2 separate regions of the Homo sapiens genome follow, and region 2 is linked to region 1. The links are chromatin loops, found by intact Hi-C in ENCODE. Cell type or tissue: B cell. All regions are shown on one strand.

Evidence for each region. Hi-C counts contacts between places; a loop is a spot of excess contacts. Peaks named below come from ENCODE experiments on the same cell type or tissue, not always from the same donor. Only the 100,000 strongest peaks of a DNase experiment are listed, where the experiment ranks them.
Region 2: it touches region 1 in a loop (2.7-fold over the local background); 4 of 110 quality-filtered maps call a loop at or near these places.

The regions. Positions count from the first base shown.
Region 1 is chr6:28,078,642-28,083,641 of GRCh38, forward strand. ZNF165 (zinc finger protein 165) reads left to right here and starts at 1,927. Exons shown (of 4, transcript NM_001376491.1): 1 at 1,927-2,329. RefSeq lists enhancers at 1,383-1,452, 2,253-2,372. In B cell, no CTCF peak of the experiment used is centred here; DNase peaks (open chromatin) are centred at 820, 1,530, 2,440 and 2,910; H3K4me3 peaks cover 2,763 bases; H3K27ac peaks cover 3,043 bases.
Region 2 is chr6:27,816,999-27,821,998 of GRCh38, forward strand. No RefSeq gene overlaps it. Among named protein-coding and RNA genes, the nearest start is that of H2BC14, 4.5 kb to the left of the region's middle. In B cell, a CTCF peak has its summit at 2,921 (motif pointing right); a DNase peak (open chromatin) is centred at 2,893.

The DNA of each region.
Region 1 (5,000 bases):
AAATACAAAATTTGTGATAGTGTTTCCTCGGATGAGAGGTAGTATAGAGAGGGACTAGAAAAAGAGTAGTATTAAATCTAAGTTGTTGTCAATCTACAGTTCTTATAGACTAGGTAATGGATTAAAAAATGTTCACACTTTAAGGCCATGCATGGACCAATGACAGCCAGTGGTTTTAATTAATACCATTTTGAATATCTGAGTTCCACTGGGGTAAGGGGATGAATCAAACAAGGCCTCAGAAGAAAAGTTGTCTGGGAATGCAGGAAGGTTTTGCAGAGGAGATGAAGTTTCAGTTGCAACCCTGCTGCGTGGGCTTCAATTTCACCACCTGAGATTTAAATAGAGGCAGGAGTCACTCAGGCTAGAATGCAGTGGTGCAATCACAGCTCACTATTGCAGCCACCACCTCCTGGGCTCAGGCGATCCTCCCACCTCAGCCTCCCGAGTAGCTGGGAGTACAAGTGCATTCCACAACCCCCGACTAATTTTTTTTTTTTTTAATTTTTGTAGAGACGAGGTCCCAACTATGTTGCCCAGGCTGGTCTCGAACTCCTGAGTTCAATTAATCCTCCTGCCTTTGCCTCCCAAAGCGGGGAATTAGAAAAGTGAGCCAACACGCCCGGCCCACTAGTGTTAAAAAATAAAAACAAAAGCAATAATCTGACAGATAGAGCCAGGGAGGGCTATGAAGAGACACTTCTCAGGCTTGTATGCCTCATAAGAAAACTATCACATATGACTGCAAAACCCATCTTACACCAAAAATACCTCTGCAAGGACATCCGCCCAGCAACTGTTTGTCTAACCTCAGACTGGTGTCATCCTCGTTACCGATCTTTGTAGTCAAGAATAATGATTTCAAAACAATTAAATAATCCTCCCCATTCTTCCTTTAAAAACCTTTGTCTTCCTTTACCTCCCTGAATAGAAACATAGTTTACTCTGGCACGTCTATTCTTATTGCAATTTCCTATTCCCGAATAAACTTTTTTTTTTTTTTTTGAGATGGATCCTTGCTCTGTCGCCCAGGCTGGAGTGCAGTGGCGTGATCTCAGCTCACTGCAACCTTCACCTCCTGGGTTCAAGCGATTCTTCTGTCTTAGCCTCCCAAGTAGCTGGGACTACAGGCGCCCACCACCACACCCAGCTAATTTTTATATTTTTAGTACAGACGGGGTTTCACCATGTTGGCCAGGCTGGCCTTGAACTCCTTGTTAAATACAGTGAGTTCTAAATTTCTCTTCAAAGAATCAGTATGTCAGTATGTTCAATTCTTTGTTCTCCATTTTAAACTTTAACTTCCTCATTTTCCTCGTCTCCTTGCCTCTAGTTTCAGTAAACAACCTTTTCCACCAGTTCTAATCAGTAGTTCACATCTGTTCCCCTGGTGACCTGCTCCGTCCTGAGTCACCCCTGGTCACCTGCTCTGACCTGAGTCACCTTTAGTCACCTGTTCCGTAACCGTCCTTCCCACTGAAACTGCTCACCCTACCACTCCGGCTCATACCCCTGCTCTCTTTAAAATAGCCAATCGGAATTAACTTAGACTGTGCGGTCCAACCCTAGCCAGTAGGGGAACGACACAGCACTAGGGACTACCTGCGTCAGGGATAAGAACCCCTTCCCCTCCCTTGTTCAGGTGTGCTCTCGCCATTGCTCCATCCGTGAGACGCACCCTTCTATAGAAGTAAATTGCTTTGCTGAGAAAATGTGTGCTCGAGTGTGTATCTTTTTCTTCTTCTTCTTTTTCTGAGACTGAGTCTCACTCTGTCACCCAAGCTGGAGTGCAGTGGCGCGGTCTCGGCTCACTGCAAGCTCCGCCTCCCGGGTTCAAGCGATTCTCCTGCCTCAGCCTCCCGAGCACCTGGAACTACAGGCGCGTGCCACCACGCCCGGCAATTTTTTTTTTTTTTTTTTTTTTTGTATTTTTAGTAGACACAGGGTGTCACCGCGTAAACCAGGATAGTCTCGATCTCCTGACCTCGTGATCCGCCCGTCTCGGCCTCCCAAAGTGCTGGGACTGCAGGCGTGAGCCACCGCGCCCGGCCAACGTCATTTTCTTTTCAGGAGTCCCTTCTGTTATTTAGCAAGACACACTACTACAATGGAGAAAAAAGATGCCCCCTCCTTCAAGCCCTGAGATCTTCAGGACTTTGGCGAAAAGTCTGCGCCCGAAGAGACCCAGGAAGGATTCTTGGAATTGTAGTCCAAAGGCATCCCGCCTTCTGCGCAGACTCACAAGTCCCTGTGGACGGAATTCTTGAAGTGTAGCGCCGCTCAGTCCTTCCACCGGAAGTGTCCGATCGGAATCAGCCCTGTCCGAGAGGTGAGTCCGGGTTTGGGGATCCAGATGTCCAGCCCCGTGTCCCCCTCCAAACATCCAGTCCCTCTCATATTGCCTTTGAAATTAGCAGCCTCTGGGTGACCAGACCTTGGCCCTCAGAGGAATCCCGGAGAAAGGTAGAACCAGCTTCGGCGTTGGGAACGCAGGCGCGCTTACGCATTTAGTGAGGGTTTGGCGGTCTCCATAGTTACCGCCGCCGCGCGTGACGTCATAGTGGAGCGCTGAGGGCTTGGTGGCGTGGGGTGGGGGCTGTCCTACTGATCCTGAATTTGGGGTCACTGGTAAGAGGAGTTGCCCATTCCAGCCAGGTGGAACGGGGAGGGGTGCCACATGTCTCAGATCTGCCATTGTCTGCGAAAAGAAACTGCTGCGAGGACCATCCCCAATCCCCTGCTTCCCTTGGGAAGAGTAACCGCCGTTTTGTAGGACACTTGGGGACAACCCCGCTTGTCCTGAAATTTATTGACACGGTAAATAGTATTTCCTGTGTGCCGAGGATGCAGTTAAACCAACACTGACCCCCTGCCCTTGAGAAACACAAGGTACTATGGGAGCCTTTACCAGCATGCCCCTTGAAGTCTCTGTTCTGCTTTGTGGTCTCTACCGGATTTCCCCTGACTGTCTCCCTCTCCACCAACAAAACTCTCACCCGTCTTCCCCTCCCGCAACATGCCCACCAAGACATGTTCATCCATCAGGAGCCCTGCTCTTTAACCTCCAACTTTCTCATCATAATTAATTACTCGTTCCTCTCTGTTCTCCTAGCGTTTCTTCACACATCTGCTTACCCATTTTTGTAAGTCCTCCTAACACAATATTATAAGGCACTAGATGCTCAATCAATATTTATTAGTTTAAAGCTACCAGCTTTAGGGGGACTCGGTTTTAAATAGATGAGAAGTGATAAAACACCTGGAGATAGTACTGTCAGCTGAGATAACATGTCATAGAACCAGCTGCTCAGCATAATTGAAATTTCATTCGGATTATATGGGCCTACTTTACACCCATCTTACTATGGTAAATGAGATCATGCTCATTAAGCATTAGGACACTACTTGGTTAGCGCATCTAGGAAACATAACCAGAAATATCAAAGAAATGGCCCAGTAAAATATAAGGGATTGAGACTCTCTGGTTAATATACCATGGAACTAACCCCCCTTTTTTTTCTTTATCATTGATAAATTTTGTTCTTACTTATACTCAAATTGTTTGTTTTCCAAGGTTCAGTCTGAACCTAGTGATATTTATTTCATACTCTTGGAGAATTAATACTGTTACATATCTTCAACTACCCTTTTCATGAATCTTGTCTGCCAAGACAAGCTCGGTCATGGAGACCCTAACCCAGTGGCGCTAGAGGAATTAAAGACACACACAGAAATATAGAGTGTGGAGTGGGAAATGAGGGGTCTCACAGCCTTCAGAGCTGAGAGCCTTGAACAGAGATTTACCCACTTATTTATTGACAGCAAGCCAGTGATAAGATTTACTGAAAGTATTCCTTACGGGAAATAAAGGGATGGGCCGAAATAAAGGGATGGGCTCTGGCTAGTTATCTGCAGCATGAACATGTCCTTAAGGCACAGATCGCTCATGCTATTGTTTTCTGCCCTGGGTGGGCCAGGTGTTCCTTGCCCTCATTCCAGTAAACTGACAACCTTCCAGCGTGGGCGTCAAGGCCATCATGAGCATGTCACAGTGCTGCAGAGATTTTGTTCATGGCCAGTTTTGGGGCCAGTTTATGGCCAGATTTGGGGGCCTGTTCCCAACACTTGTCAAAATCTGTCTTCCCATTCCAAATTCTTTTCCATTATTGAAATATCATTGTTTCTGTTGGAAATATTTTTCCAAGTAGATGTCTTATTATCATCTTAAATACAGATCATCCAAAACAGAAGTCATCTGAAACTTTCCTAATTTTTCCTTTCAATCATAAATATGAAGCCTTAAGAACAATTAATAATGCATGATCCTTAACCTCATGGAACATCAATCAGTTGATAAAAAAACAGCCAAACAACTAAAAATAATACAAGGACTTATATATTCATATGTGTATGTGTTAGGAATTGTAAGAACTCAGACTAGAGTTGAGCAATTTCTTAACAGAGGCAGTAGAATTCTTAGTCACTCCAGCCATCACACCCTGCAAGTTGATCTCACCATCAGTCTGCTGCTCATTCCTACTTCCTCTACTCTGTTCCTTTCCTTTCTGAATCTTTCTCATCCTTTATTGTCCAATTTAAGCCCCATGTTAAATACAGTGAGTTCTAAATTTCTCTTCAAAGAATCAGTATGTCAGTATGTTCAGTTCTTTGTTCTCCACTTTAAAGTTTAACCTCATCTCCTTGCCCCTAGTTTCAGTAAACAACCTTTTCCACCAGTTCCAATCAGTAGTTCACATCTATTCCCCTGGTCACCTGCTCTGTCCTGAGTCACCCCTGGTCATCTGCTCTGACCTGCATCACCTTTAATCGCCTGTTCTGTAACCGTCCTTCCCACTGAAACTGCTCACCCCGCCACTGTGGTTCATACCCCTGCTTTCTTTAAAACAGCCAGTTGGAATTAGCTTAGACTATGCAGTCCAACCCTAGCCAATAGGGGAACGACATAGCAGTAGGGACTACCTGCGTCAGAGATAAGAACC
Region 2 (5,000 bases), 260 kb before region 1:
GGAGTTGGGGAAGTGTGGATGATTTTACAGGGGTATTAAGTGATTTTTAGGGGAATTCAATAGGCTTGAATAACATAACAGCCTAGGACAAAGTCTGTTTGGCCCACAGACCAGACAATGATTTGTGGCAAAGGTTTGTCTCCGTGTGTTGACAGACTTCAGTCTTCTTGCGATATGAGTTTTCAGTTAATGAAAACTCAGAGAAGAGACCAGAGGTAATTGTTTTCTTCTTTGGCAGGTCTATACTTTAGAGAGATAAGGGAATTTCAGAGAACAACTTCATTCTCTGCTTTCAGATAGAGAAATGAGAGAGAGGAATAGGGGGAAGGTCCGAAAGACCTTGAGTACTCTTCTTCAGTTCAGTATGTCAAAGCTCCATATTTTGGGGAATCGGTTTCTGAGCCCGAACAATACAATCTCATTAGATGAAGCATCTATTCTTGATACAGGAGTATCATGTTAGAAACAAATTAAAGCTCAAAAGATTTTTTTAAAAAATTAGGCTGAGTGCGGTGGCTCATGCCTGTAATCCCAGAAATTTGGGAGGCCAAGGCAGGCAGATTACTTGAGGTGAGAAGTTTGAGACTATCCTGGCTAACATGGTGAAACCTCATCTCTACAAAAATACAAAGATTACCAGGGTGTGGTGGTATGCGCCTGTAATCCCAGCTTCTTGGGAGGCTGAGGCAGGAGAATTGCTTGAATCCAGGAGGCAGAGGTTGCAGTGCGCTGAGATCACACCACCGCACTCCAGCCTGGTGACAGAGCAAGACTACATCTAAAAGAAAAAAAAAAATTAGGAAAATACTATCCAGAAATCTTGGCAAAATTGTTTATGATTATTATTTTTGAGACAAGGTCTCACTCTGTTGCCCAGGCTGGAGTGCAGTGGCACAATCATGGCTCACTGCACCTTGGCTTCCCCAAGCTCAAACAATCCTCCCACCTCAGCCTCCTGGGTTGCTGGGACTACAGGCACAGGCCACCACCCTGGGCTAATCTTTGTATCTTTTTTGGTGGAGACAGTGTTTCACCATGTTGCCTAGGCTGTTCTCAAACTTCTGTGCTCAAGTGATCCTCCTGCCTTGGCCTTCCAAAATGTTGGAATTACAGGTGTGAGCCACTGTGCCCTGCCCCTATTTTTAATTTTTAATAGAACAAAACAGAATTTTGGGGTCGACACAATCTTTATATGTATGTACAGTCATTTTAGAAGAGATAAAATTCACATTTTGGTCACAGAATACTTAGCAAAACAATATTTAAAAGTTCTTTATTGAGTTGTTTTACCCATACACTAATTGATTTTACTTTCCCCATGCACTTGGAGAACTCTAACCCACTGTTATAGCCTATTGTGTAAGCCAATATTGGAGGTGTTGATGACTATATCTTGTTTTTACAAGTCATGTGGAGTGCAGACTGGGTTTCATTTTTTTTCCCCCTATAGTGCCTAGGTCAATGGTGACCCTACAAAATAAGGTGAATATAATGTGTCAATGTAATATAATGTACATCTTTATGAAGGAAATAAAAAAAATGGATATAAAAACAAAAAAAAAGCTTTAATTAATTAATTAATTAATTTTTGAGACAAAGTCTTGCTGTGTTGCCCAGGCTGGAGTGCAGTGGTATGATCTTGGCTCACTGCAACCTCCGCCTCCTGGGTTCAAGCAATTCTCTTGCCTCAGCTTCCCGAGTAGCTGAGATTACAGGTGCCTGCCACCATACCCAGCTAATTTTTTTTGTATTTTTAGTAGAGACAGGGTTTCACCATGTTGACCAGCCTGGTTTCAAACTCCTGACCTCAAGTGATCTGCCTGCCTCGACTTCCCAAACTGCTAGGATTACAGGCGTGAGCCACTGCACCTGGCCAAGAAGCTTAAATTTAAATGAGACAGAAATAGCACAGAGGCATTTGGGCTTTTGGGAAAAAAGTAGAGGCCGTTCAATGCAATGGGTACATTCAAGCTATGACTTGGAGGTTCATGGTCATGGTTGGGTGGATTCTACCTAGGAGTGCTATGTTTGTTAGTAACTTCACACTTAAATCCAAATGTCACAGCTGATTATTATTAAGCAAGGGTTAAATTCTTTGAAAAGAAAAAAAAATCTAGTTTTCTGTCTTTAGGCTTGTGAGTACTGTGAAGTGTCTCAAAAAGACTAATTCCTACAAGAAATGGTTATGGGCTTGGATTTATTGTGAGACAATAAAAGAGTAACATTCGAATAAGTTTTGAGTCTCACATTTTGAATAAAGGCAGGCACACTAGGCAAGGGGTAAGGGCCGATACTTAGGGTCTCCTTTTAGGGGAAGGATTCTCTGTCTCTTTTTTTTTTTTTTTTTTTTTTGAGATGGAATCTTGCTCTGTCAACCAGACTGGAGTGCAGTGGCATGATTTCGGCTCATTGCAAGCTCCACCTCCCGAGTTCACGCCATTCTCCTTCCTCAGCCTCCCGAGTAGCTGGGACTACAGGGGCCCGCCACCATGCCCGGCTAATTTTTTGTGTTTTTAGTAGAGATGGGGTTTCACCGTGTTAGTCAGGATGGTCTCAATCTCCTGACCTCGTGATCCACCCGCCTCGGCCTCCCAAAGTACTGGGATTACAGGCGTGAGCCACCGCGCCCAGCCAGGATTCTCTTTTTGGGTAGAGATTAGCTGTTTTTGAGTGAAGGGTGGCAAGACACACCACCCCAAAATATGCCACATTGACATAAAGAATATTTGAGTTGAGGGCAACTAAGAAGAAGCAGATACAAGAAAACTCTCTGCCCTCTCCCTATTTGCCTAAAAGCAGGACATAAATGTACGGAGGTGTCTCTCCTCCCCTCTCTACCAGAAAGGGCAAAAATTAATCACCAGAGACAACATCAGACTCTCATCAGCCTGGAGAGGGCACCAGAGCAATCTGCATAACAACTTTACTAACCAGCCTTTATCTACCATTAATTTCGTATATATTTGCCTTCCCACAATTTGTCACTCCTAAAAACTCAAAATCCTTTTCCTTTGTCTTCTAATTTCTCTAAAAACTTATTGATCTTATTAAAGATGCTGTATATAAACTGGAGTTTTAAGTCACATTTTTTAGTTACTCATTTCTGGGTACACTCACATGAGACATGTGCTGTACCCATGTTAATAAACTTGTTTGTTTTTCTCTTCTTAATCTGTCTTTTGTCACAAGGGCTCTAGCTGAGAACTCAGAAGTGTAGAGGGAAAATATTTTTTTCCTCCCCTACATGAGGCTTCCAGGAAAACCAGGTTTTCCTGACAAAATTAACGACAAACTTTGACAAACTTTCTACTCTCTTAGGTATCTTCTTGGTTTTCCAATGTTTTTCTTTCATATCTTAAATCTGTTTACTATGTATGTCTTCATTTTAACTGTATGTATAAACATATTCTCTTTATTGATATTGTGATGATGTTTGAAGTGTGAAATGAAGAACAGGCCTCAAAAAGAGTCTTCAGCCAGCCTCGGTGGTTCATGCCTGTAATCCCAGCACTTTGGGAAGCCGAGGTGGGTGGATCACGAGGTCAGGAGTTTGAGAGCAGCCTGACCAACATGGTGAAACACCACCTCTACTAAAAATCCAAAAAATTAGCCGGGCCTGGTGGCATGGCTACTTAGGAGGCTGAGGCAGGAAAATCGCTTACACCAGGGAGGTGGAGGTTGCAGTGAGCTGAGATCAAGCCACTGCACACCAGCCTGGGCGACAGAGCGAGACTCTGTCTCAAAAAAAAAAAAAAAAAAAAAAAGCCTTCATTTGATTATATTTGATTTTTATTTTAGCTATTAATATATTCTAATAGCTGTTTAGAAGTTATATCAAAACATAAAACTCTAAGCATTTATTCAAATATATTAGAAATTTAAATGACATAAAAATTGTTAAGTACTTTATTTGGACTAGTGCAAATAGCATAAATGTGAATTTAAATATATACAAAAAGTTAAGTAATTGAATATCAATAAAATATTAATAAACAGTAAATATAAATTTTCTATATGTGACTAGTGAGATCTACTAAGCTAGTCTAGCCATTTTTCTCAATTATCTCCATTATTTCCTAAAGTATCCTGTGGAGTAACTCTGATTGCCTTTACTCTCATTAAAAAGATGAGGAAATTAAGACAAAAACAGCAAAAGTATCTGCAACGAAGCCACAATTTCAGTCTAGGTTTGTTTGATTGCAGAGGCTGAACTCACTATTCTCCAAAGTAAATATTTACATGGAAACACTAAAAAACAAAGAAATTACATTTTAAATTGTGTCAAGATTACACTTTCTTTAGAGTTAAAAGAATTCCACAGTGTATCCATGCATGTAAAAAATATTAAATATATGAAAAGACGACTACTGCAATAGATAGGTATCATAAAGTTAATAGAATAATCTTCGGACTGTGATTTATAGATATTTTTTCAGTTTGCCTAATCTGAATTTCCTAAATTTTTAACTACGTACATGAATTTCTTTCTAGTTATTTGGACACCAACTGATGTACTTCAATTCAATTCAGGCACTGATTATTTGGAGTTAGCTGGACCTCACCAGTTAAAGGGCACATTTCCCAACAAGACTGTCCCAACTTCAGACGCCAGCTGCAAGTGGGGTTCCCAGGCCACTTGCTCTTCTGAGCAACTGGCTTCAAATCCAGGGATTCCCACTACCCCTTCATGTTCAATAATATGCTAGAATGACTCATAGAATATAGAAAGTGCTGTCCTTATGATTATAGTTTTATCATAAAGAATACAAATCAGGACCAGTCAGATGAAGAGACGCATAGGGCAAGGCTTGGAAGGGTCCTGAAAGCAAAGCTTCTGTGCCATCTCTATGTGGAACCAGGAGTCACCTCCCTAGGATATCTATGTGTTCACAAACCAATAAACTCCCTGACCTTGGTATCCAGAGCTTTTATGAGGGTTTTATTATATAGGCAGGATTGATTGAATCATTGACCATATGATTGAACTTGTTGGGGCACAG